Linked DNA regions of Homo sapiens: region 2 is linked to region 1. A link is an interaction called in ENCODE POLR2A ChIA-PET data of the cell type or tissue named here. Cell type or tissue: K562. All regions are shown on one strand. Links, peaks and the distances in the headings refer to the core of each region. The heading gives the core; the rest is flanking DNA. Region 1 overlaps MTA3 (metastasis associated 1 family member 3). Region 2 overlaps KCNG3 (potassium voltage-gated channel modifier subfamily G member 3).

Region 1 (12,221 bases), core at 2,482-10,481:
CTTTCATATGGGTACGGTTCGTGGCCCCAAAAACAATTACAATAGTTACCTCTAAGATCACTGATCACAGATCACTATAACAGATATTATAATAATGAAAAGGTTTGAAATGTTTCAAGAATTACCAAAATTTGACACAGAGACACTGTCCTGTTGGAAAAATGGCACCAAATGACTTACTCAACAGGGTTGCCACAAACCTTCAAATTTTTAAAAAACTAGATATATATGAAGTGCAGTAAAAACAAAGTACATTAAAATGAGGCAATTTTGTAATTCTAAAATTGGAAGTGCTGGCCAGGCCACACCTATAATAGCATCACTTTTGGGAGTCCGAGGTGGGAGGATTGTTTGAGGCCAGGAGATCAAGACCAGCCTTGGCAACATAGCGAGGCCTCATCTCTATTTATTTATTTATTTTTTATTTTTTACAAAGAACAGTAAAATGGCAAGTGCTTATAACTTTTAGACTTTGCCCTGAACATTGCCTCTTCTACATGAGGACATGTATATTTGAGTTTCAAGATATATTTGTTTCACAAAACTGCAAACACGCAGAAAAACGTACCTTCTAACAGCATTTCTGGAATGTCTGCTTGATATCTAGGTCCCACTCTGATTTCACCTTTGTCAGCTAATAGTGTTTTCAATGAGGGGTCATAGACCAATGAGTAGAAGAAGGTATCCTGAAAAATATGACAAAATACATAGGTATACTTAATTCCTTCTACTTCTTATAAAGCATTAAAATCAATGTTGCTACAATGAACATATAAACCCCAGAGAGTATATAAAATTTCATTTTGGTGAATAAACTCATAAATCTTTAAGGAGAGCATGGTGTTACCGTCATCATGTAAAACAGTACAAAATTAAATCAAGCCAAAAGAAACAGCTTGAAACAAAGTAGATTATAAAGTTCTATTATTTGTTTTAGTCTAAAAGAAAACCATTTGCTCTCTAAAGCAGAGTTTCAAGAGCTAGCAAAATTAAACCATAACTCCAAGGTAAGACACCTAAAGTCAAATCATCTTATAAACTTCTGAAGTCCACACCAAACAGAAGGGAAGACTTCACAGATACCAGGTACTCTTACTTTTGTAATGTCCATCCCAGCTTTTAGTCAAAAGATTAAAAAGTATACATATCTCACATTAAACTGCATGAGTTGAACTTACATGTGGTTTACTGTTATAATAATACCACTTTGTAAATATTTAATTAAACATGTATTAACTATAATTCTGCAGTTAAGTACTGAGGCATACATATATATACATATAGACAGATATACAAACATAGCTATATACATGCTCACCAACAGCATACACACCAAAATTTCCAGTCCTCCCTTACAAAGCTCCTATGTCCTTGTTTCTGAGCCTAATGGACAAAATGACCTGGCACCAGTCCTTTGCTGAATTCCGTATAACCACTAGAGATTATCTGAACCAGAAGCAGAAGTCCCATCTTCTGCTTTCCACTACGATCCCAAAGGTTATCGGCTGCCCAGTTCTCTGTATTATATCCTGGAAGGACCTGTCCCTACTACCAGAACTTTACCAAGCCCCAGCAAAGGAAACTGCAAATAAAAGATAATCTGTCAGACAGTAAAAATCTCTCCTATGGGAGTTCTTACATACTGTGATAAGGGGAAAGGGAAAAAAAACAGAGTTATTCCAACCACTGAGAAATTCTGTGCTGTATTTTATTCATTGTTCACTGTCAGGAAAAAAGTTTAAACAAAAAAACTGTTAAAAAAAAAAGGGGGGGGGGGGAGACACCAATATGTGACAGTTTATGCATACTGTTAAAGTGCTATCTAAGGAAAGAAAAAATCTGCAGGAATAGATAAAACAACCAGCTTAGGCCAGGTGCAGTGGCTCATGCCTATAATCCCAGCACTTTGGGAGGCCGAGGCAGGCGGATCACCTGAGGTCAGGACTTCGAGACTAGCCTCGCCAACATGGTGAAATCCCGTCTCTACTAAAAATAGAAAAATCAGCCGGGTGTGGTGGCAGGCACCTGTAATCCCAGCTGCTCAGGAGGCTGAGGCAGGAGAATCACTTGAACACAGGAGGCAGAGGTTGCAGTGAGCCAAGATTGCACCATTGCACTCCAGCCTGGGGGACAAGAGTGAGACTTCATCTCAAAAAAAAAAAAAAAAACCAACTTAACAAAGCTACAGGGGATGATCATTATGTAATCAGAATTGTTTGATTTTTTTGTTTTGCTTTACAGACATGAGTAATAAATATTACTCAGTAACTGAAGTTATTGCCACTGGCTCAACATCAGATTTTGTTTTTCTTTTTTTTTAATAGAGACGACGTCTCACTATGTTGCCTGGGCTGGTCTCAAACTCCTGGGCTCAAGCAATCCTCCTGCCTCAACCTCCCAAAGTGCTGGGATCACAGACATGAGCCCCCACATGAAGCCACCATCAGATTTAAATGCAGAGATACTTCAGTTCACTTTTTATCTGTAAAACCTATTAGCATGGTACTCCAATAAAAACAGGAGCTTGCCATACTCTACAATATAATAAGATGAAATGATTATTTGGGTCATATAAGTTGCTTAAAATCCTTAGATTTCTATGTCCTGATATGGGAAAATATTCAAAATATGTTTGGTTTATAATAGAAGTTGTAAAAAAGAAGAAGAAAAGGTTCCAGATAGGCCAATTTCAAGAACACAGAGTTAAAAGTAAAGGATGATAATTAAAAAGTTATTCTTTGGGTTACCGTCTTTATGCCAATCTCAATATTTTATTTTTAAATTTTTTATATATTTAGGGGGTACAAGTGCAGAGTTCTTATATGCATACATTGTGTCATGGTAAAGTCTGGGCTTTTAGTGTACCCATCACCTGAATAGTGAACAGTGTACCCAATAGGTAATTTTTCAATCCTCATCCCTCTCCAATGTCTATTTTTTTTTTTTAAGACAAGGTCTCACTCTGTCACCCAGACTAGAGGTATAGTAGCGCGATCTCGGCTCACTGCAACCTCCGCCTCCCAGATCCAAGGTATTCTCCTGCCTCAGCCTCCCAAGTAGCTGGGATTACAGGCATGCGCCACCACGCCCGGTTAATTTTTGCATGGCCCAGCTAATTTTTGTATTTTTAGCAGATACAGGCTTTCACCACGTTGGTCAGGCTGGTCTCGAACTCCTGACCTCGTGATCCGCCCACCTCGGCCTCCCAAAGCGCTGGGATCACATGTGTGAGCCACCACGTTCGGCCGAAAAAAAAAAATTTAATACAATGAAATGCATGGAATGTTTTGCCTTTTTCTTTCTGCTTCCGTGAAATAATGCTAATTTCTGGGCATTATCATTATCCATATTATAATCCATCATTCTGTGGGACAGACTAATGACAAAAGCCTATCTAAATTTTACAAAGGTAAGTTATAAAGTCTATTAGCCTTTTTTCTGCTTTGAATATGACTTTTCCTGTTGGTTTTCTTATTTCCTATTAGGTTTTCTAATGTATAGTGGGTTCTGCATGATTGTATCAAACTTTTTCTGTTATATTTTCTTCATTTGAGATAAATGGGCAACACTTGAGTATAAGATTTAAAAAAAAAAAAAAAAAAAACCGGCCAGGCACAGTGGCTCATGCCTCTGATCCCAGCACTTTGGGAGGCTGAGGAAGGCAGATCACCTGAGGCCAGGAGTTGAAGACCAGCCTAGCAAACATGGCAAAACCCCATCTCTACCAAAAACACAAAAATTAGCCGGGTATGGTGGCAGGCACCTATGATCCCAGCTACTCAGGAGGCTGAAGCATGAGAATTGCTTGAACCCGGGAGGCGGAGGTTGCAGTGGGTCAAGATCACGTCACTGCGTTCCAGAATGGGGGACAGAGCAAGACTTTGTCTCCAAAAACTAAAACATACGTATATGTAATAAAGCTTTTGGGGGAGAAGAAAAAAATCATAAAGATTAAATACTGAAGCATCACTGATACTAAAATATGTTTCCCACCATACAAATGATGTTGCTTTAAATGTCACCTAAAACTATGCATACCATGGAATATTCTGCTTATAAAAATTTCCTCCTTTCCATGAAGCGTATGCTCTATCTCAACTTGTTAACTACATTTCTTGTTGAGGTTTAGTGAAAAATATTTTTAACTGACAAAATTTATTAGGATTCCAGAAAGCAGACCACCAAAGGTAAAATCTCATCTGGAAACAGTCTAAAAGAAAAACCATTTATTCAAGAAATAAAAACAAAAACAAAACAGAAAGGGGAGCCAAGCACACTAAAGCATTAATTTCATAAAGTCAAAAATATTCATCTACTATCAACTAAATCCATGTACCATTCTCTATAATGCCATTCATTACCAACTGAAAAACAGACACAGTTTTTGCTCTTATCTCAGATAACCAGAAAAATCAAATTTACCCGAATGCATTCTAGTCACTATACTTTTACTATAATACTGCTATTAATATAATGGTGGAATAATACTTTTGTACAAAAAGAAATAAATTCCAAGGAAAGAGCTTCATGTGAAATAAAGGGAGAAAAAAACAAAACAACTATGATTGTGAATTACCTCCTTATCAAGATATGACAATACTGATTCTGTCTCATTCAGAAGGGCAACACTGCACTTTCCCCTGTTGAAAAAGAAAAAAAGAATAAATGTAACAAAGGCCACCTCACCTTCTCAGTGATGAGAAATACAAAGTTAAGAATGTGAGACTGGTATTAAGAAACTACATGGCAGTTAGGAATATATATTTTTTCAAACCATTTAGACCCACTTTACAATCCTAATGTCAGGTAACTTATAAAATAAGGCTGTCTTTATAGGCATTTCTTGAGAGGCTAGCCTGTTGGAGTAATTGTGTTAGGCAATAAATCCTAATATGCAATACTTTATAGGTAGTTTCTACTTATTCAAGAAAAAAAAAGAGTACAATGAGAACTTCAGACTAAGAGTCAGTTTCTGAACCTATAAATAGATATTATGAGGTAATTTTATAAAAGGGATGTTCAGACAAAGACACCACCACACAAACCAATGGCTAAATAATATTCAGATTTTTATGAGCAGCCACTAACTACATTTAAGAACCTAAAAATAATACACATTCATATCAGGATATAACTAATTCATCTATATTGAAATTACTCTAAAAACTAGTTAAAATTTAAACACAAGGAGCCTTCTATAGAGCAAGGGGCAAAATAAACATCGACAGATCCACGGACCTTGAGGTCTGACAGCACTTACATTTGATCTGAGCTTGGAAACTAACGTCTGTTTTTATAAGGCTTGTCTAGACTCTGAGAAAAACTGAGGTTATGTAGGTAGAGGCATTTATTACGAGCACTTTCAAAATGACCCTAACTAGCCTAAAAAAATCCGTATAACTAATAGAAATCTGACAGGAGCATTTTGAAGATTATTCAAGTTACAAATACTGGTCAGGGCTCACACAATGTTTCTTTAAAATGTCGTAAGATCATTTGATTTTCTAAACAAAAATTAAGACATCTCCAAAAGCCAACATGCAAAAACAAATATATCACATATATATTAAATAAGAAGCTAGAAATTCGTGGGGTATGGTAGCACATGCCTGTAATCCCAGCTACTCAGGGGGCTGAGGCAGGAGAATCGCTTGAACCCCAGAGGCAGAGGTTGCAGTGAGCCGAGATCGTGCCACTGCACTCCAGCCCGGGCGACAGAGCAAGACTCCGCCTCAAAAAAAAAAAAAAAGAAAGAAAGAAAGCAAGCTAGAAAAGCTTGCTGTTGGATCACCAGAGTGAAATACAATTCAAAGAAAAAAATTACCAAGAGCAAAATAAAATACTAAAAGTGCTAACACATTGGTCAAAACAGCTTGCTAAACATTTTGCAACTATATACTCTTTAAATTAAAAAAAAAAAAAACCCCTTATAAAAATGTCTTTTTCTGGTGATCACTGTAGGTTAGAAAGCTTTCTTTGAGAGCATGTGGTATTTCCACACTATCCTGTCAAATCTCTAACGTGGTTACTGGAAGTGTTTATAAAGGTTTTCTTTTTTTCTAACATATTTTATTCAAGTAGATTAGTGAAGCAAAAAAAAAAAAAAATTAACATCACTTTAGCACACATAACAACACTGAAAAGACAACAATTGTGCCCAGCTCACACCTGTAATCTCAGCACTTTGGGAGGCCGAGGTAGAAGAATCGCTTGAGCCCAGGAGTTTGAGACCAGGCTACACAGCAAGATCTCAACTCTACTGAAAATTAAAAAAAATAAAATAAGCAGGGCATAGTCCCAGCTACTCGCGGTTGGGGGACTGCTTGAGCCCAGGAGGTCTAGGGTGCACTGAGCTGTATTTGCACCACTGAACTCCAGCCTGGGCAAAAGAGCAAGACCCTGTCTCAAAAAAAAAAAAGAAAAGGTAACAATTATCTGACATGTTCTCATAACGGACAGAATTGCAACTAGGGAAATTGCTCTGCTGCCGTTAGCACATCGACAGCTGCCACAGAATATCTATGACCTGTGAATATGTGCTCACACATGCAATATGCTTAATAAATGAGGTTTCTAAAAATAGTTTTCACTTACTTTTTCCCCTCATTAACAGCTGACAAAGCAATATTTCTAACATTTGATACTCAATCACCTAGAAAAAAAAATCCCCCTTTTTAAAAAAATAAGTTCTCTAAAGTCAGATTTGCTTGTTTTAATGGGGAGGAGTAAAACCTGCTAAATTTTATTTTAATAGGTACTTTTTTTTAAGGCTAGTCAACTGAAACAGTGATAGTGGAGAAGAAAAAAAGAAATCTGTAACTGGTTATAAACACTACTGCACTATGCCCAGCCAATACCACTGTCTTTAATAGTCCCTTGACTTTTAAGGGTTAACGGACACTGAAAATTCAAACAAACAATATAGCATACTTTAAAAGTCTCTTCCATATGGTCTGAAATAAAAGATTTTAAATTATAAAACCTTTATTTTCATAATTATATTAGGAAATAAGGAAACACAGGTTATAATGAAGTACAAATTGTTTTTGGAAATGCAGTTTTTATACAAAGATGAAAGGATAATAAGTGATCTAAGTTTTAAATTTTTCTTTAATATAGCTATATTGTACATCTCCCCAAATTAAAAATGAAAATCTAACATTTACAATTTTCATGTACATACATTAACAGCTAAGAGGTTGAGTCAGAATTATTTTATGAAGTAAATATGAATATGTAATTAACACATATATTACCATGCCAAGAGTTGTTGATAAAAGTGGTTTAAAAAGAGATTTAAAGCGTTAGTTTCCTTTATGCCAAACAAATCTTGGCTCATAGATAAAAACATGGTAAATTTTAAGCTAACCCCAACCTAAAGGAACTATTATCAAATTCCGTATACAGATACCATAGGCAATTTATACTGAGTCTCAAGCAATGAACCTAATCATGTGTCATGTACGATATTTTAATCCTTAAATAATAAAGATGCCCAAGCATGATATGAAGTGTATCAAAGACCACAACACAAAGATCACTCCAGGCCCATATAATCACTCGTACTACTTTTCTACACAGAACCACAAAGGAGTACAGAATTGCTATAAAGAAAACCTACTTTCCCACAGGTCACTGAAAAGGTTTTCAAAGTATAATCTGTTTCAGAGACTGCGCAGGGTGCTGGGACACAAAGACATGTGAATAAATAATTACGACAAAACAAAGTCACACGTTCAACAGCAGGCGCTGATCAGCCTGGAATCTGCTACTTGCTTAATGGTATGTCCCATATAATCCTACAGACTGAAAAACGTAAAAATGTGCATACAGGTTATATATTTCTTTTATCTAAAGCTAGTACATATTTGTATAAATGAAAGAGGAGGGCCAGGCGCAGTGGCTCATGCCTATGATCCCAGCACTTTGGGAGGCCGATGCGGGCGGGTCACGAGGTCAGGAGTTCGAGACCAGCCTGGCCAATACGGTGAAGCCCTGTCTCTACTAAAAACACAAAAATTAGCTGGGAGTGGTAGCACACGCCTGTAGTCCCAGCTACTCTGGAGGCTGAGGCAGGAGAATGGCTTGAACCTGGGAGCCGGAGGTTGCAGTGAGCCGAGATCGCACCACTGCACTCCAGCCTGGTGACAGGGCGAAACCCCGTCTCAAAAAAAAAAAAAAAAAAAGAAAGAAAGAGAAAGAAGTTTAAATTAGTGATCATTTACCCCCTGCCTGTAGACTTTCTTCTTTTGTTTTGTTTTGTTTTGTTTTGAGAAAGGGTCTAGCTCTGTCACCCAGGCTGGAGTGCAGCGGCATAATCACAGTTCACTGCAGCCTCAACCTCCTGGACTCAATCAATCCTCCCACCTCAGCCTCCCCAGTAGCTGGGACTACAGGTGTGTGCCACACGCAGAGCTAATTTTTTTTAAATTCTTTGTAGAGATAGAGTTTTGCTATGTTTCCCAGGCTGCTCTCAAACTCCCTGGCTCAAGCGATCCTCCCACCTTGGCCTCCCAAAGGCTGGGATTATAGACATGAGCCACCACACTTGGCCCAAACTTTCTTTTACCTTGATACAACTTGAAGCGGGGACTACCCACTTAGAAAAGTGCAGATATCTTAGTGCTGTACCAGACTTACTGAATTTCAATGTCTTGGGATGGGTCCAGGAATCTACATGATTAACAAACATCACCAAGTTTAGTGAACTTTTTTAAGTTCACTAAACTTAAAAAACCATTCCTGGCCCGGCGCCGTGGCTCACGCCTGTAATCCTAGCATTCTATAAGGCTGAGGCGGGCAGATTGCCTGAGCTCAGGTATAGTTCAAGACCAGCCTGGGCAACATGGTGAAACTCCATCTCTACTAAAATATAAAAAATTAGCTGGGTGTGGTGGTGCACGCCTGTAATCCCAGCTACTGCGGAGGCTGTGGCACAAGAACTGCTTGAACCTGGGAGAAGGAGGTGCAGTGAGCCAAGATCATGCCACTGCACTCGAGCCTGGGTGACAGAGTGAAATTCTGTCTTGGGAAAAAAAAACAGAAAAATTCCTATAGATGCAGAGTTTGACATTAAACTTGCCTTGTTCAACAAACAGTATTATTGCTTCATTAAAGAAAGACATTTTTTTATTGACTTTACAAGTCTTACATTTGCCACAAACTCTAGATTCTTTTTTTTTTGAGATAGAGTCTCGCTCTGTTGCCCAGGCTGGAGTGCAAGTGGTGTGATCTTATCCTTACTGCAGCCTCCATCTCCTGGGTTCAAGTGATTCTGCTGACTCAGCCTCTCAACTAGCTGGGATTACAGATGCCCACCATCACACCCAGCTCATTTTTGTATTTTTAGTAAAGACGGGGTTTCACCATGTTGGTCAGGCTGGTCTCGAACTCCTAATTTCAGGTGATCCACCCGCCTCGGCCTCCCAAAATGCTGGGATTACAGACATGAGCCACTTTGCCCGGCCCAAGTTACAGATTCTTAATATTTCTTTGTATAAAGAACAGTGTCAAAATATTAGGTTCTGGGATTGGTAAATCAGTGAGTAGACAGTTTTGACAGCATTTAACACAATGAACACAATGAACAATCAAATAAAAAAATAAAGATCAGAGATGCAAAATGCTTTCAGAAGACTAGATTTCTCAACAGCAACCGCATAAAACAGAATAGCACAGATTCAAAATTCTGAGAGAAGTGATTTCCAAACCAAAATTCTATGTCTAAACAAATCATTGGCCAAGTGTGAGAAATATTTTTAGATATATGAGAATAAAAACTTTTACATTTTTAGAAGACTTAATCAAAAGGCAAAGGTAAAACAATGATAAACTCCATGGAAAACAAAAGTTTATACAAGAAAGAATACATAATACTGACATGTTCATAAAACACAAAGACTGTTTACTAAGTTAAATAAAAGTTGTGATAATATTAGAAACAGATGGCAAAGGGAATAGGGAAGAGAGAAGTAAAGGTAAATTCCTAAAACTGAAAAATTAATAGTAGGAATATAAGAACAGTATAAATGCCAGAAGCCACCATCGAGAGGAGTTGAAAATGACTACAGAGTTGGAACCAAGCAAATGACTGCCTTGGATATTATTAGACAGCCATATCCATACACTTTTAAAAAAATAACAAAATTTAAATTTAAAATGAAAGGGGGTGATATGGTTTGGCTCTGTGTCCCCACCCAAATCTCATCTTGAATTGTGATCCCCATAATCCTCACGTGTCGAGGGAGGGACCTAGTGGGTGGTGATTGGATCACGGGGGCAGTTTCATGATAGTGAGTTCTCACATGATCTGACGGTTTTATACATGTTTGACAGTTCCTCCTTCTCCTTCTCTCGCCTGCTGCCAAGTAAGACATGCCTGCTTCCCCTTCCACCATGATTGTAAGTTGCCTGAGTCTTCCCCAGCCATGCAGAACTGTGAATCAATTAAAAGTCTTTTCCTTACAAATTACCCAGTCTCGGGTAGTTCTATAGCAGTGTGAGAATAGACTAATAAAGAGAAATCCTAATTAAAATACCTAATTAAAATACATAAATTTCCATGACTACCACACCAAGGGAGCAAGGATTATGTACAATGACTCTATATATCAGGTTTTCTCAACCTCGGCACCACTGGTGGACATTTTGGGCCAGATAATTTTTTGTTGTGGAGGCTGTCTCATGCACTACAGGATGTTGAGCAGCATCCCTGGCCTCTCTGCAGTGGATGACAGTAGCACCCCCTCATCCATTTGTTAGAGCCAAACTGTCCAAATTGTCAAAGGTCCCTGGGATACAATATCACTCCCGGTTGAGAATCACTGTTCTACATTAAGAAAACTATGGTTTTCTTAATTATATCTTGGTAACAAACATTTAAGATTGCATATATTAAGTGAAAGAATATGTTTTTTTTTTTTTTGAGACAGAGTCTCGCTCTGTCGCCCAGGTTGGAGTGCAGTGGCGCGGTCTCGGCTCACTGCAAGCTCCGCCTCCCGGGTACACGCCATTCTCCTGCCTCAGCCTCCAGCTGGGACTACAGGCGCCCGCCACCACGGCCGGCTAACTTTTTTTTGTATTTTTAGTAGAGACGGGGTTTCACTGTGTTAGCCAGGATGGTCTCGATCTCCTGACCTTGTGATCCGCCCGCCTCGGCCTCCCAAAGTGCTGGGATTACAGGCATGAGCCACCGCGCCCAGCCAAGAATATGATTTTTAATGGACTTCTTTTTTGAGACAGGATCTCGCTCTGTCACCCAGGTCAGAGTGCAGTGGCGTGATCTCAGCTCACTGCAGCCTCCACCTCCTAGGCTCAAGTGATCCTCCCACCTCAGTTTCCTGAGTAATTGGGACCACAGGCATGAACCACCAGGCCCCGCTAACTTTTGTATTCTTTGTAGAGACAGGGTTTCACCATGTTGCCCAGACTGGTCTAAAACTCCTAGGATCAAGCGATCCTCCTTGGCCCCCCAATTGCTGGGATTACAGGCATGAGCCATCAAACCCGACCCTGGACCTCTGCTTTTTTTTTTTTGAGACAGACTTTCACTCGGTCACCATGCTGGAATACAGTGGTGCGATCTCGGCTCACTGCAACCTCGGCTCACTGCAACCTCTGCCTTCCAGGTTCAAACGATTCTCCTGCCTCAGCCTCCCGAGTAGCTAGGACTACAGGCATGCACCCCCATACCCAGCTAATTTTTGTATTTTTACTAGAGACAGGATTTCACCATGTTGGCCAGGATGGTCTCGAGCTCTTGACCTCATGATCCGCCCACCTCAGCCTCCCAAAGTGCTGGGATTACAGGTGTAAGCCACCATGCCCGACTGTATTTTTTTTTTTTTAAAAAGGAGTACAAAGAGAATTAAATCTGGAAATCTTTAAATATTTCTATTCAAAGATAGATCTTTGAATAGAAGATCTGTTACTAATACTGCTTTAACAGATGCTCACAAATAAAACTTAAAAGAAGCCACACACACACCACCCTGAAACATCTGTTTGTGTGTACACAAAGTAGAGGAATGAAAAGCCAAAAAGAGAAGTTTGGGCTTAATAAAATCGATTAATCTATTTCTGAAGAAAAATGACTGACAAATTATGTTTTGAGATGCCCATTCCATCCATGGGATGTGGAGCATAGCAAAGACACCATAATTCTGAATATTTGATAACAAATATGAAAGAAACTGTCAAGGAGGAATCAAGTAGGAAAAATA
Region 2 (12,221 bases), core at 1,533-9,532, 170 kb after region 1:
CCGTGCTTGATCCTGACTTTTCTTTTTCTAAATGGTTGATTATACATCCTAGGTACTGATTGTGTATTGCAAATATCTTGTCTTATTTATTTATTTTAAAATATTTGTAGAAACAGGGTCTTACTATGTTGCACAGGCTGGTCTTGAACTCCTGCATTCCTCCTGTACGGACCTCGAAGTGTCTGGAGTACAGGCGTGAGCTACAATGCCTGACTGCAAATATCTTTCTGACTGTGGCTGGTATTTTTACTTTGTTTATGGTGTTTTGGGGCTTATAGAATCTGTACATTTTTTTAAAATTTAAACAATTATTTTATTGCGTGAGTACATAGACAAATTTATGCGACCAGGACAGAGGCTGTAGATGACTCATATTTCCAATTGGGAGGGAGGACTCGCTTTGTCTTATAATATCAAGCCAAATGGTGAATCTGACGCTCTATCAGAATCAGACAGAATTTAGCATCCTTATCCTTTCTATTCCTCTCAAGATGCTTTTGAACAGCAACTGCTTTCTTAATTAAATGGTAGAGATCTTCAGGGAGATCAGGAGCAAGTCCTTTGGACTTAAGAATTCTTAAGATTTTATTGCCTGTCACAAAACGTACTTGTGCAACACCATGTGTCTCTCTGTATCACACCGGTTTGTGAAGGAGTCAGGCCTTGTTGGCCAGTTTGTAAATCTCCTTCATTTCATCAGATGTCAACTTCAGCCAAGTGGTGATGCTGCACTGTTAGGGTAGAGCCAACCAGGACAGGCCCTTCCTGGGAGCATGCATGCAACCCATGATGGCAGCAGTCAGGCAGCGAAAGGAAGAAGCTGTACATTTTAACAGACAAATTTATCAAATTTTTCTTTATGATTAGTGTGATTTTTAACTTGTCTGAGAAAATATCCAATATCGTCTCCAAGATCATAAAGATTCTTTTATATTTTCTTTAAAGTTTTAAATATATTTATAAATAATTTACTTAACTTTTACATTTCAAATTGAGTCTTTAGTCCACCTATTATTATTTATGTGAGGAATTTAATTTTATTCACGTGGATAACACTTTCCTTAGCACTACAGAATAGTCCAGTATGTACTTCACTAATCTGAAGAGCCTCATTTGCCATTTATCTTGTTTCTGTGGGTATGTGGATCTACTTCTAGGTTCACTATCCTATTTTTTTTTTTTTTTTTTGAGACAGAGTCTTGCTCTGTCACCCGGGCTCGTGTGCAATGGCCTGATCTTGGCTCTCTGCAACCTCCGCCTCTTGGGTTCAAGCGATTCTTCTGCCTCGGCCTCCTGAGTAGCTGGGATTACAGGCATGCACCACCACACCTGGCTAATTTTTGTATTTTTAGTAGAGATGGGGTTTCCCCATGTTGGCCAGGCTGGTCTCCACCTTCTGACCTCGTGATCCAGCTGCCTCGGCCTCCCAAAGTGCTGGGATTACAAGTGTGAGCCACTGCGCCCGGCCTGCCATCCTATTAATTCCAGCATTCACACTATACTGTCTTAATTACTGAAATAATATAATCAGCTTATTAATTACCATGAAAACCCTTCTTGGGAATTTTGATCACATTACACTAAAATTTTTTGCATTAAATTTATGGATTTAGGGAGTTGGCATTTTTTTTTTTTTTTTTTTTTTTTTTTGGAGACGGAGTCTTGCTGTGTCGCCCAGGCTGTAGTGCAGTGGCATGATCTCGACTCACTGAAACCTCCGCCTCCCAGGTTCAAGCAATTCTCTGCCTCAGCCTCTGGAGTAGTTGAGATTACAGGTGCCTGCCACCAAGCCCAGCTAATTTTTTTGTATTTTTAGTAGAGACGGGGTTTCACCATCTTGGCCAGGTTGGTCTTGAACTCCTGACTTCGTGATCCACTTGCCTCATCCTCCCAAAGTGCTGAGATTACAGGCGTGAGACACTGCGCCCAGCCTGAGAGTGGGCATTTTTACATTATTTAGTTTTATTATCCATGAACATAGTATATAATTCCACTTACTCCACTATTCTTTAATGTCTTTCAATAAAGTTTTATGATTTTCATCTAAAAATTATTTTATATCTTTTGTTAGATTTATATCTAGGTACCTTATAACTTGTGTTGCTATTGCTGATTATATCCTTTTTAAAAATTATAATTTCTGCCTTTTGCTGATATAGCTGTACAGTTGATTTTGTACCTTCATCTTACTTGTAGCAGTATAGACTGTCCCTAATTTATGATGGTTCAATTTAAGATTTTTTGATTTTATGATGAGTTTATTGGAATTTAACTTCATTGTATGTCAAAGAGCACCTGTACTTTTCATTTATTCTAATAATTCAAAGGGTCTATTTTTGTTGTAATGTAGACAGTGATACTGTCTGGAAATAAAGACAGTCTTTGCAACCTTTATAATACCTTTGTCTTGCTGCAGTGACTAAACCCTCTAGAGTTGTACTGATGAGAAATGGTGACAGCCGGCATTCTTGTCTTTTTATTTTTATTTTTAAATGCATTTTTGGATCACATTTGCTAATTTATGTAGAATTTTTGCATCTGTGTTTCTAAGTAAGATTGGCCTACAGTTTTTCTCTCTTGTACTGTCTGTCTGGGTTTGGTATCAACATTTCAGTAACTTTTTTTTTTTTTTTTGAGACAGGGTCTCATTCTGTCACCCAGGCTGATGTGCAGTGGCATGATAATGGCTCACTGCAGCCTCAATCTCTCCAGGCTCGGGTGATCCTCCCACCTCAGCTCCCCAGTAGCTAGGACTATAGGGGCATGCTACCATGCCTGGCTAATTTTTGTATTTTTTGTAGAGACAAGAGTTTCGCCATGTTGTCCAGGCTGGTCTTGAACTCCTGGGCTCAAGCAGTCTGCCTGCCTTGGCCTCCCAAAGCGCTAGGATTACTGTTGTGAGCCATCACACATGGTTCTAATTTTTTTTTTTTTTTTGAAACAGAGTCTCACTCTGTCACCCAGGCTGGAGTGCAGTGGCATGATCTCAGTTCACTGCAACCTCCACCTCCTGGGTTCAAGTGATTCTCCTGCCTCAGCCTCCTGAGTAGCTGGGATTACAGGCATGTGCCACCATGCCTGGCTCATTTTTGTATTTTTAGTAGAGATGGGTTTTCACCATGTTGGCCAGGCTGGTCTTGCACTCCTGACCTCAGATGATCCACCCGCCTTGGCCTCCCAAAGTGCTGGGATTACAGGCGTGAGTTGCTGCGACTGGCCTTTCACTGACTTTTTAAAATGAGTTGGTGACTGCTTTTTTAATTATTTGGGACAGTGTTATATAAAATAGGAATTATTCATGCTTGGTATATGATAGAACTTGCCTGTAAAATCATCTGGACCCGGTATGCATCTTTTGGTGAATAGATGTCAAAGTGTAGATTCAATTTTTTTCATGATTGTAGGACCGTTCAGTTTTTCCAGTTATTCTAAAACTGAAAATTTTGGTCTGATTCATTTTTCTGGGAAATTGTCCATTTCACCTAAATTTTCACATTTATCTTCATGGAGTGGTTTAATATATTTTTATGTTTTTATAAAAGATCTGTTTTTGGCCGGGCGCAGTGGCTCCTGCCTATAATCCCAGCACTTTGGGAGGCCGAGGCGGGCGGATCACCTGAGGTCAAGAGTTGGAGACCAGCCCGGCCAACATGGTGAAACCCCATCTCTACTTAAAATACAAAAATTAGCCAGACGTGGTGGCAAGTGCCTGTAATCCCAGCTACTAGGGAGGCTGAGGCAGGAGAATCGCTTGAACCCGGGTGGCAGAGGTTGCAGTGAGCCGAGATCGCACCACTGCACTCCAGCCTGGATGACAGAGCGAGACTCCATCTCAAAAAAAAAAAAAAAAAGGAAGAGTATTTGCAGTTTTTGCCACTAATTCCTATGGCAAAAACCACAATTAACTTTTGTACCAGTCTACCATTCTGTACTCCCACCAACAGTACACAGTCGTGTGTCGCATAACGACCGGAGATGCTTGGGAGATTTCTTTGCTCTGTGAACGTCATAGAGAGTCCTCACACAAACCTAGATGGTACTGCCTGCTACATACTTCACCACTTAGGCTGTATAGTATAGCCTATTGCTCCTAGGCCACAAGCTTATGCAGAATCTACTGAATACTGTAGGCAGTTACAACACAGTGGTAAATACTTGTGTATTGTATTTCGTTTTTGTTTTTGTTTTTGTTTGTTTGAGACAGAGTCTCTCTCTGTTGCTGAGGCTGGAGTGCAGTGGCACATGATCTTGGCTCACTGCAACCTCCGCCTCCTGGTTTCAAGCGATTCTCCTGCCTCAGCCTCCCGAGTAGCTAGGATTACAGGCAGGCACCACCACGCCTGACTAATTTTTGTATTTTTGTTAGAGACAGGGTTTCACCATGTTGACCAGGCTGGTCTCGAACTCCTGACCTTAGGTGATCCGCCTATCTTGGCCTCTCAAGGTGTTGGGATTACAGATGTGAGCCATTGTGCCTAGCCTATTTGTGTATTTAAACATACCTAAACAGAGAAAAGGTATAGTAAAAATGCAGTATTATAATCTTATGGAACTACTGTCATATATACGATCCATTGTTGACAGAAATGTCATTATGTGGTGTATGACTGTATACGGTTTCAGTTACTTCACAAACTTGGTGTTATTGGTTTTACAAATTTTTGTTATTCTGTCTCAAGTGTAGTAATGTCTCATTGTGGTGTTAATTTCTCTGATGACAGAGTTGATCATCATTTTCATTAGCTTATTGGCTTTTTACATAATTTATTATGTGAAATGTTTGTCCACATAGCCTATTTTTTAAAAAATGGGTTATTTTTGCTATTGAGTTTCAGGAGTTCTTTGTACAATCTGGATACTAGTCCTTTGTCAGATAAATGTGTTGTGAATATTTTCCTCTAGTTTTTTGGTTTGCCAATTTATTTTCTTAGTGGTGTCTTTTACTATACTAAAGTTTTAAATTTTGGTGAAGTCTAATTTATCAGTATTTTCTTTCATGATTACTACTTTTTGTGCCCTATGTAAGAAAGTTTGCCTACTTGCTCAGTCACAAACATTACTCCTGTGTTTTCTTCTAAAATCTTTATAGGCTGAGGACAATGGCTCACTCCTGTAATACTAGCACTTTGGGAGGCTGAGGTGGGTGGATCACTTGAGCCCAGGAGTTCAAGACCAGCCTGGGCAACATGGTGAAATCCCGTCTCTGCTAAAAATACAAAAACTAGTTGGGCGTGGTGGTGCACACCTGTAGTCCGAGCTACTTGGGAGGCTGAGGTGGGAGGATCACCTGAGCCTGGGAGGTAGAGGTTGCAGTGAGCCATGATCGTGCCACTGCACTCCAGGCTGAGCGACAGAGCCAAACCCTGTTTCAAAAAAAAAAAAAGAAAGAAAGAAAGAAATTAAATACTCTTAAAAAAATAAAATCTTAAAGTTTTCACTTTTAAATTTAGTACTACACTCATTCTCATTAATTTTTGTGTGTGGTATGAAGTAAGGATAGTAATGCATTATCTCTAATTGTTAAAATCAACACACCAAATATATCATTTTGTCCTAAATATTCCATTAGACTGATAAAACAGTTGAACTCTCTAATGATTAAATTTTTTGTACCATTAATTTAGTCAAGCAACGTATTTTCTGGGTACCTATTAAGTGCCATGATTAGGCAATATAGTGTTTTTTGTTTGTTTTTTTTAAAGACACACAGCCCTACTTGCTTCCTAGCTGGAGAGACAGACGGCTGAATTTACAACCACTACACGTTGTGCTATGTGCACTGCTAGAGATAAGCACTGACTGCTGTAGGAACATCAGGGAGAAGCTCAGCCATGCTAGTGGACCTAAGATAAGGATTCCCTGGGGTGGTGATCCTTGAGCTCAGACTTGAAGGCCTGGTTGATGCTGGCCAAGAAGGGAGGGTAGATGTGCAAAGGCAAGAGGCGTGAGAAGACTGGGGACTGTGTTACTTTCCATTAGTTGGAGCAGATGGTACAAGGCGGAGAGTGGCAGATCTGAAGCTTTGGATGATAACTCATGCATTTTAGCTGTTATCTGTGGAGAGTTAGGAGTCAGCAATACCTCAGTACTCAGAGTATTCGAGTATTGCTGCTTTTAGTACTGCGAATGTTTTTGTATTCATGACTATAGACTAAAACACTTAGCTTATTGTTTCAGGAAGACCTTATAGTCTAGATACTTTGAAATATCCCTACCTTTGTTTAAATCTTTTGTTTTGGCCAGGCTCAGTGGCTCATGGTCTGTAATCTGAGCACTTTGGGAGGCCAAGGCAGGTGGATCACTTGAGGCCAGCAGTTCTAGACCAACCTGGGCAACTTGTTTTAATGTACATTTGGAAACTTTGTGTGCGTAGAAGTATCATTGTCCTAATGTTTGCAGTGAGTACCTAGTACACAGTAGTTAAGTAAGAATAATCTGAGTTGAGCACTGGACACATTAGTTACCTGTTGTTAGGAAATAGCAAATAATGATATCAGAATGAACTACCTCGCTTTTCAAAATGTCATTTGTTGAGGCAGCCCCCGCTGCAGCCACCACCGAGCCTGCCACCACCACTGAGCCCACTGCCACCGCCTCTAAGCAGAAGATGGTTAAGCCTCCCACGTACGCTGATCTTGGCAAATCTGCCAGGGATGTGTTCACCAAGGGCTGTGGATTAGGCTTAATAAAACTTGATTTGAAAACAAAATCTGAGAAGGGATTAGAATTTACAAACTAGGCTCAGCCAACACTGAGGCCACCAAAGTGACTGGCAGCCTGCGAACCAAGTACAGATGGACCAGATATGGCCTGACAGTTATGGAGAAATGAAACACTGACCGCACACCAGGCACCGAGATTGCGTGGAGGATCAGCTTGCATGTGGACTGAAGCTGACCTTTGATTCATCGCTTGTCACCTAATGCTGGGGGGAAAAAATGCTAAAATCAAAACTGCTATAGGCAGGAGCATATCAACCTGGGTTGCACCGTGGATTGTTGAGGCTTCAATCTGGGGTGCCCTGGTGCTGGGTTATGAGGGCTGGCTGGATGGCTACCGGATGAATTTTGAGACCACAGAGTTTTAAGAGAAGCAGAGGGACTTTACTCTTGGCTACAAGATTGATGAATTCCAGCTTCACACTTATGTGAATGACGGGGCAGAGTTTGGCACCTTTGTTTCCCAGAGGTGAATAAGAAGTTGGACACTGCTGTTAAGCTTGCCTGGATATCAGGAAACAGTAACACTCACTTCATCAGGAAACAATAACACTCACTACAGCAGGCAAGTATCAGATGGACCCTGATGCCTGCTTCTTGGCTAAAGTGTACAACCCTAGCCTGATAGGTTTAGGGTACACTCAGACCGTAAAGCCAAGTATCAAGCTGATGCTGTCAGCTCAGCTGGATGGCAAGAACGTCGATGCTGGTGGCCATGAGCTTGGTCTAGGATTAGAATTTCAAGCACAAATGAATACTGTACAGTTGTTTAATTTTAAACTATTTTGCAGTGTAGCTACCTTCAGAATTTAATGTATCTTTTAACATATATTTGAGATGCAAGTATTGCTACATTTCATGCTAGACCTCCAGGTTAAAGATGATTCAAAGAGTGCTACCTTTTCAGACATACAGAAGAAACCCAATTCCAAAAAAGGTCCTTTTAGCTGTAGACTTGGGGGGAATTTGGTAGCCCTTCTAGAGATGCCAGGTTTTAAAAAAATCTTGCAGTGGCTGCAAGTGGAAGATGATTATGTATAGGCACTTTGTAAATTTGTATTGAATAAATGAATGAAACTGTGACTTCCTGATAATTGAACCTTGGTTTCCTAACCCCAGTTGATCAGAGGCTCATTGCTTCGTGGTGTGTACAAATTCACCTGACAAAGACTTTTTAATTTTTATTATTTATTTATTTATTTTTGAGACAGAGTCTCACTCTGTCGCCCAGGCTGGAGTGCAGTGCTGTAGTCTCAGCCCACTGTAACGTCTGCCTCGTGGGTTCAAGTGATTCTCGTGCCTCAGCCTCTCCAGTAGCTAGGATTACAGGCACGTGCCACCACGCCCGGCTAATTTTTGTATTTTTAGTAGAGACGGGGTTTAACCATGTTGACCAGGCTGGTCTCCAACTCCTGACCTCAAGTAATCCAAAGTGCTGGGATTACAGGCATGAGCCACTGCACCCGGCTAAGGGATCTTTTTAGACAGATCTTCATGACCTGTTCCCATCCCAGTCCTTCATCACCTGTCTTATACCAAAAGGTCTGCAGGGTGTGATAGCTGCTTCTTTTCTACCATTTTGGGGTGGAGAGGGTGGATCTGATGAAGCTGATAATTCAGGACTGAATTCCTTCTCTTGTTGTGCTTTTTTGCCCTTGCACTAGAGTATGAAATAGCTTCCAGGAGCTCCAGCTATAAGCTGGGGAGAGGTTGTGTGATTGTAATCACATGGTGACAACACTTAAAATCTAAATTGGACTTCTGTTGCATTCTCACCACTCAATTTATTTTTTAGCAGTTTAATGGGTACATTTTAGAGTCTTTCATTTTGTGTGGAATTAGATCCTCCCCTTCAAGTGCTGTAATTAACATCACTTAAAATAAAACTTGAATAAAATATTGAAACCTCAAAAAATTAAAAATATCATTTGTTGAAATTCATCTTCCCAAGTTGTTCTGTAGATAAAAACTATCTTGAAGCCAAAATGGTAATATACTATTAAAGAAAAGAATTGTTATCACTTTTTGTAAGGTGATCTTGTTTGAAGAGGTAGATCTTGATATCCTTTCTAGTCTCATAATTCTTTTACTAATGAACTGCCAGTTAAATAAAAAGGGAATAGAACCCATGTGGTAGTCATGTATGGAATAGGAACAGATTATTGAGATTGATCTTCTTGTATTATTTAGGCAAATATATGTACATTGGGGTGGTGGTGAAGGTGCAGAAAGGGATTGTGGCACCTGAAGATTAAGGGGGCCCACCCGGAGTGGAGAGTGTGGGGCCGGGGACCACAGGTGCTGTCAGGCCTGGGTTTCTGCTGCTGTCATCTCTGGAAAGTTTTTAGCAGTGAGAGTCAGAACCACAGATTTTTGATCTCTTCGCCTGTATGCATATGTCCTCTACAGCATGGTAGTCTTCTGAAAACACACTCCCTGGCTCTGGTGAAGAGAAGTGCACCCTGATTTCTGGGTCAGTCAGAAATCTTGAGAGTTTCTGACTCTCAAGAGCCTCAGGCAAGGCGCACACAGAAACACCTCTGGTTTGTCCATGGAGCCAGTTCAGAGCTAAGGAAAAAGCAACCCAAGTCCTCTGTTAGAGCGTAATGAACACGAACACTGATGCATGGGATGGATGAAATTCTTTATGTAAATTAGCTCCTAGAAGATGATGTCTACCTTTTTTTTTTTTTTTTTTTTTTTGTTTTGTTTTGTTTTGTTTTTGGAGACAGAGTCTTGCTGTGTCACCCAGGCTGGAGTGCAGTGGCGTGATCTCGGCTCACTGCAAGCTCCACCTCCTGAGTTCACGCCATCCTCCTGCCTCAGCCTCCCGAGTAGCTGGGACTACAGACGCATGCTGCCACGCCTGGCTAATTTTTTGTATTTTTAGTAGAGACGGGGTTTCACCACGTTAGCCAGGGTGGTCTTAATCTCCTGACCTTGTGATCTGCCCACCTCGGCCTCCCAAAGTGCTGGGATTACAGATATGAGCCACCGCGCCTGGCCTACCTTTTTATCAGTTAAGAAAATCAAAGGAATAGTCAGAGTAGCCATTTTTTTGTAAGATGTTTTGGGGTGCCTTTTGTTTTCTTCACTTGCCTTTCCATTTAGGGGAAGCCTAAACACTGGTCAGTGGCCCAGTGTCGTGTACCTGTTTAATCTATGTAGGGCATCTGCTCACATCTGTGTTTTGTTTTGTTAACTTTTTAAATGTAATTGCTTTTACTTCATCAGGTATCTGGCACTTTCCTGATTTTGTTTTTGCCAAATTAAATCGCCACTTTCTCAAAGAAGCTTTCCGTGGTCTCCCAGATGAAGAAAAACTTATCTTCTTCTGAACTTAATGCACATCAATTATAGCATTTATTACTTTCTACATTCTATTTTTGAGTTCTTAAGGATTGGATTGTTGTTAGGGAGGGTATATCTTACCCTTTGCTAGGTCGCAAACTTTCAGTCTGTTTTATCTTCTTTTAAAAATCTTTTTATTTTGAAATGATTTAATTATTAATTAATTAGTTAATTGATTTATATTTAGAGAGAGTGTTGCTTTGTTGCCCAGGCTGGAGTGCAGTGGTATAATCATGACTCACTGCAGCCTCAAACTCCTGGGTACAGGCAATTCTCCCACCTTCTGAGTAGCTAGGGCTACAGGCGTGCACCATCATGCCTGCTATTTTTTTTGTAGAGATAAGGGTCTTGCTATGTTGTCCATGCTGGTCTCATACTCCTGGCTTCAAGAAGTCCTCCCACCTCAACCTCTCAAAGTGCTGGGATTACAGATGTAAGCCACCTTGCCTGGCTTAAAATAGTTTTATACTTGCAAGAAGTTGCAAAAACAGCACAGAGAGTTCTGTTTTACCCTTCATCTGGTTTCCCCAATGATAACATCTTTTTTTTTTTTCTTTTTGAGATGGAGTCTCTCTCTATTGCCCAGGCTGGAGTGCAGTGGTGCAATCTCGGCTCCCTGCAAGCTCCACCTCCCGGGTTCACACCATTCTCCTGCCTCAGCCTCCCGAGTAGCTAGGACTACAGGTGTCCGCCACCATGCCCAGCTAATTTTTTGTATTTTTAGTAGAGACAGCGTTTCACCATGTTAGCCAGCATGGTCTCGATCTCCTGACCTCATGATCCACCCGCCTTGACCTCCCAAAGAGCTGGGATTACAGGCGTGAGCCACCACGCCCGGCCGATAACATCTTACATAACTGTGCTTAAGTTCTATCTTTAGTTTATCTTTATGCACCTCTCTGTGGCTCTGTAGAGCCTGACATACATTAGGCAGTCACTCATGAGCTTTGTTGCATGGTGAATGAATTAATGGGCTCCATGGGCTTACAGCCACATCCAGGTTAATATGTTGTCATCCCATCCTGACTTGAGGACATTGCATCATCCTGGCTACAAGTGACCTGTCTCAACAGACTCAGACTGAAGCCATGCACATTTCGTGCCTCCTTTGTGCACATTAGTTGACTTGCCAGGCAGGGAGGGTGAGAAAGGACTCTGGGATAAATGCCCACACTCTGAGATTTATTTCAAAATAAGACATGAGGGAGGTAGATGAGGATGTGGAGCGGGTCAGAACTGGCTTTGGGCTGATGGTGAATGGGGCTGGGTATCTGGGGGGTCATAAAACCATAATACCATTCTGTCTTCTCACTCTCTCTATTTTTTTTTTTTTTTGAGACGATGGAGTTTCGCTCTTGTTGCCCAGTCTGGAGTGCAGTGGTGCGATCTTGGCTCACTGCAACCTCCACATCCCGGGTTCAAGCGATTCTCCTGCCTAAGCCTCCCGAGTATCTGGGATTACAGGCGTGTGCCACCACGCCCAGCTAATTTTGTATTTTTAGTAGAGATGGGGTTTCACCATGTTGGTCGGACTCGTCTTGAACTCCTGACCTCAGGTAATCCACCCACCTTGGCCTCAAAAAGTGCTGGGATTTCAGGCGTCTGGCCATTCTGTCTTCTCTTGTATGTTGAATGGTCTCAGTTCTTCATCTCTAAAAGTTTAAGAAACAAAAGCCTACCCCACACTGACATAATATCAAAACTGTTTCTTCCTGAGGTTCCTTTTTTTTTTCTTTTTTAAGTAATGGGGTCTCCTATGTTGCTTCTTTCTGAGGTTTTAAAGTCTGTCTCTACAAGCTCACACTAGCAGGACAGAACTCCTTGCAAGACACTACCTCGGGCTACACTGCAGACACTCCAATGCACTTAGGTCATATATTTGGGTTGAATATTGAATTATGCCAAAAGGAGTCAGAAAAGATAAGGGTTATTTGTAGTAATTGCCTGTAATTTTTCACAGAAACACACTTTGATGGAGATTTATATGTGATGGATAGCCCCTGTCTTAGCAGGACAGGTATTGTTGCCTTTGCATTTGCAGTCAGGAACTTGGTTGTTTCTTTGTAGGGGGTCATCAGTCCCTGTTTCCCAATAAAGAGAGAATGTGAATCTGGTACCTCTGTTGCCAAAACAGAGGACAGAGGAACCACA

The links. Peaks named below come from ENCODE experiments on the same cell type or tissue, not always from the same donor. Only the 100,000 strongest peaks of a DNase experiment are listed, where the experiment ranks them.
Region 2: POLR2A ChIA-PET joins it to region 1 with 5 read pairs; 3 of 35 experiments call an interaction of 5 or more read pairs at or near these places.

What each region holds. Positions count from the first base shown.
Region 1 is chr2:42,632,592-42,644,812 of GRCh38, reverse strand. MTA3 (metastasis associated 1 family member 3) reads right to left here. Exons shown (of 17, transcript NM_001330442.2): 5 at 4,577-4,640; 6 at 569-686. Among named protein-coding and RNA genes, the nearest start is that of MTA3, 70 kb to the right of the region's middle. RefSeq lists a silencer at 1,407-1,607. In K562, for the core only: no CTCF peak of the experiment used is centred there; no DNase peak of the experiment used is centred there.
Region 2 is chr2:42,458,384-42,470,604 of GRCh38, reverse strand. The region is part of intron 1 of KCNG3 (potassium voltage-gated channel modifier subfamily G member 3); the gene reads left to right. It also overlaps the pseudogene VDAC1P13 and the pseudogene RPS13P3. Among named protein-coding and RNA genes, the nearest start is that of KCNG3, 29 kb to the left of the region's middle. In K562, for the core only: no CTCF peak of the experiment used is centred there; a DNase peak (open chromatin) is centred at 5,844; H3K27me3 peaks cover 882 bases.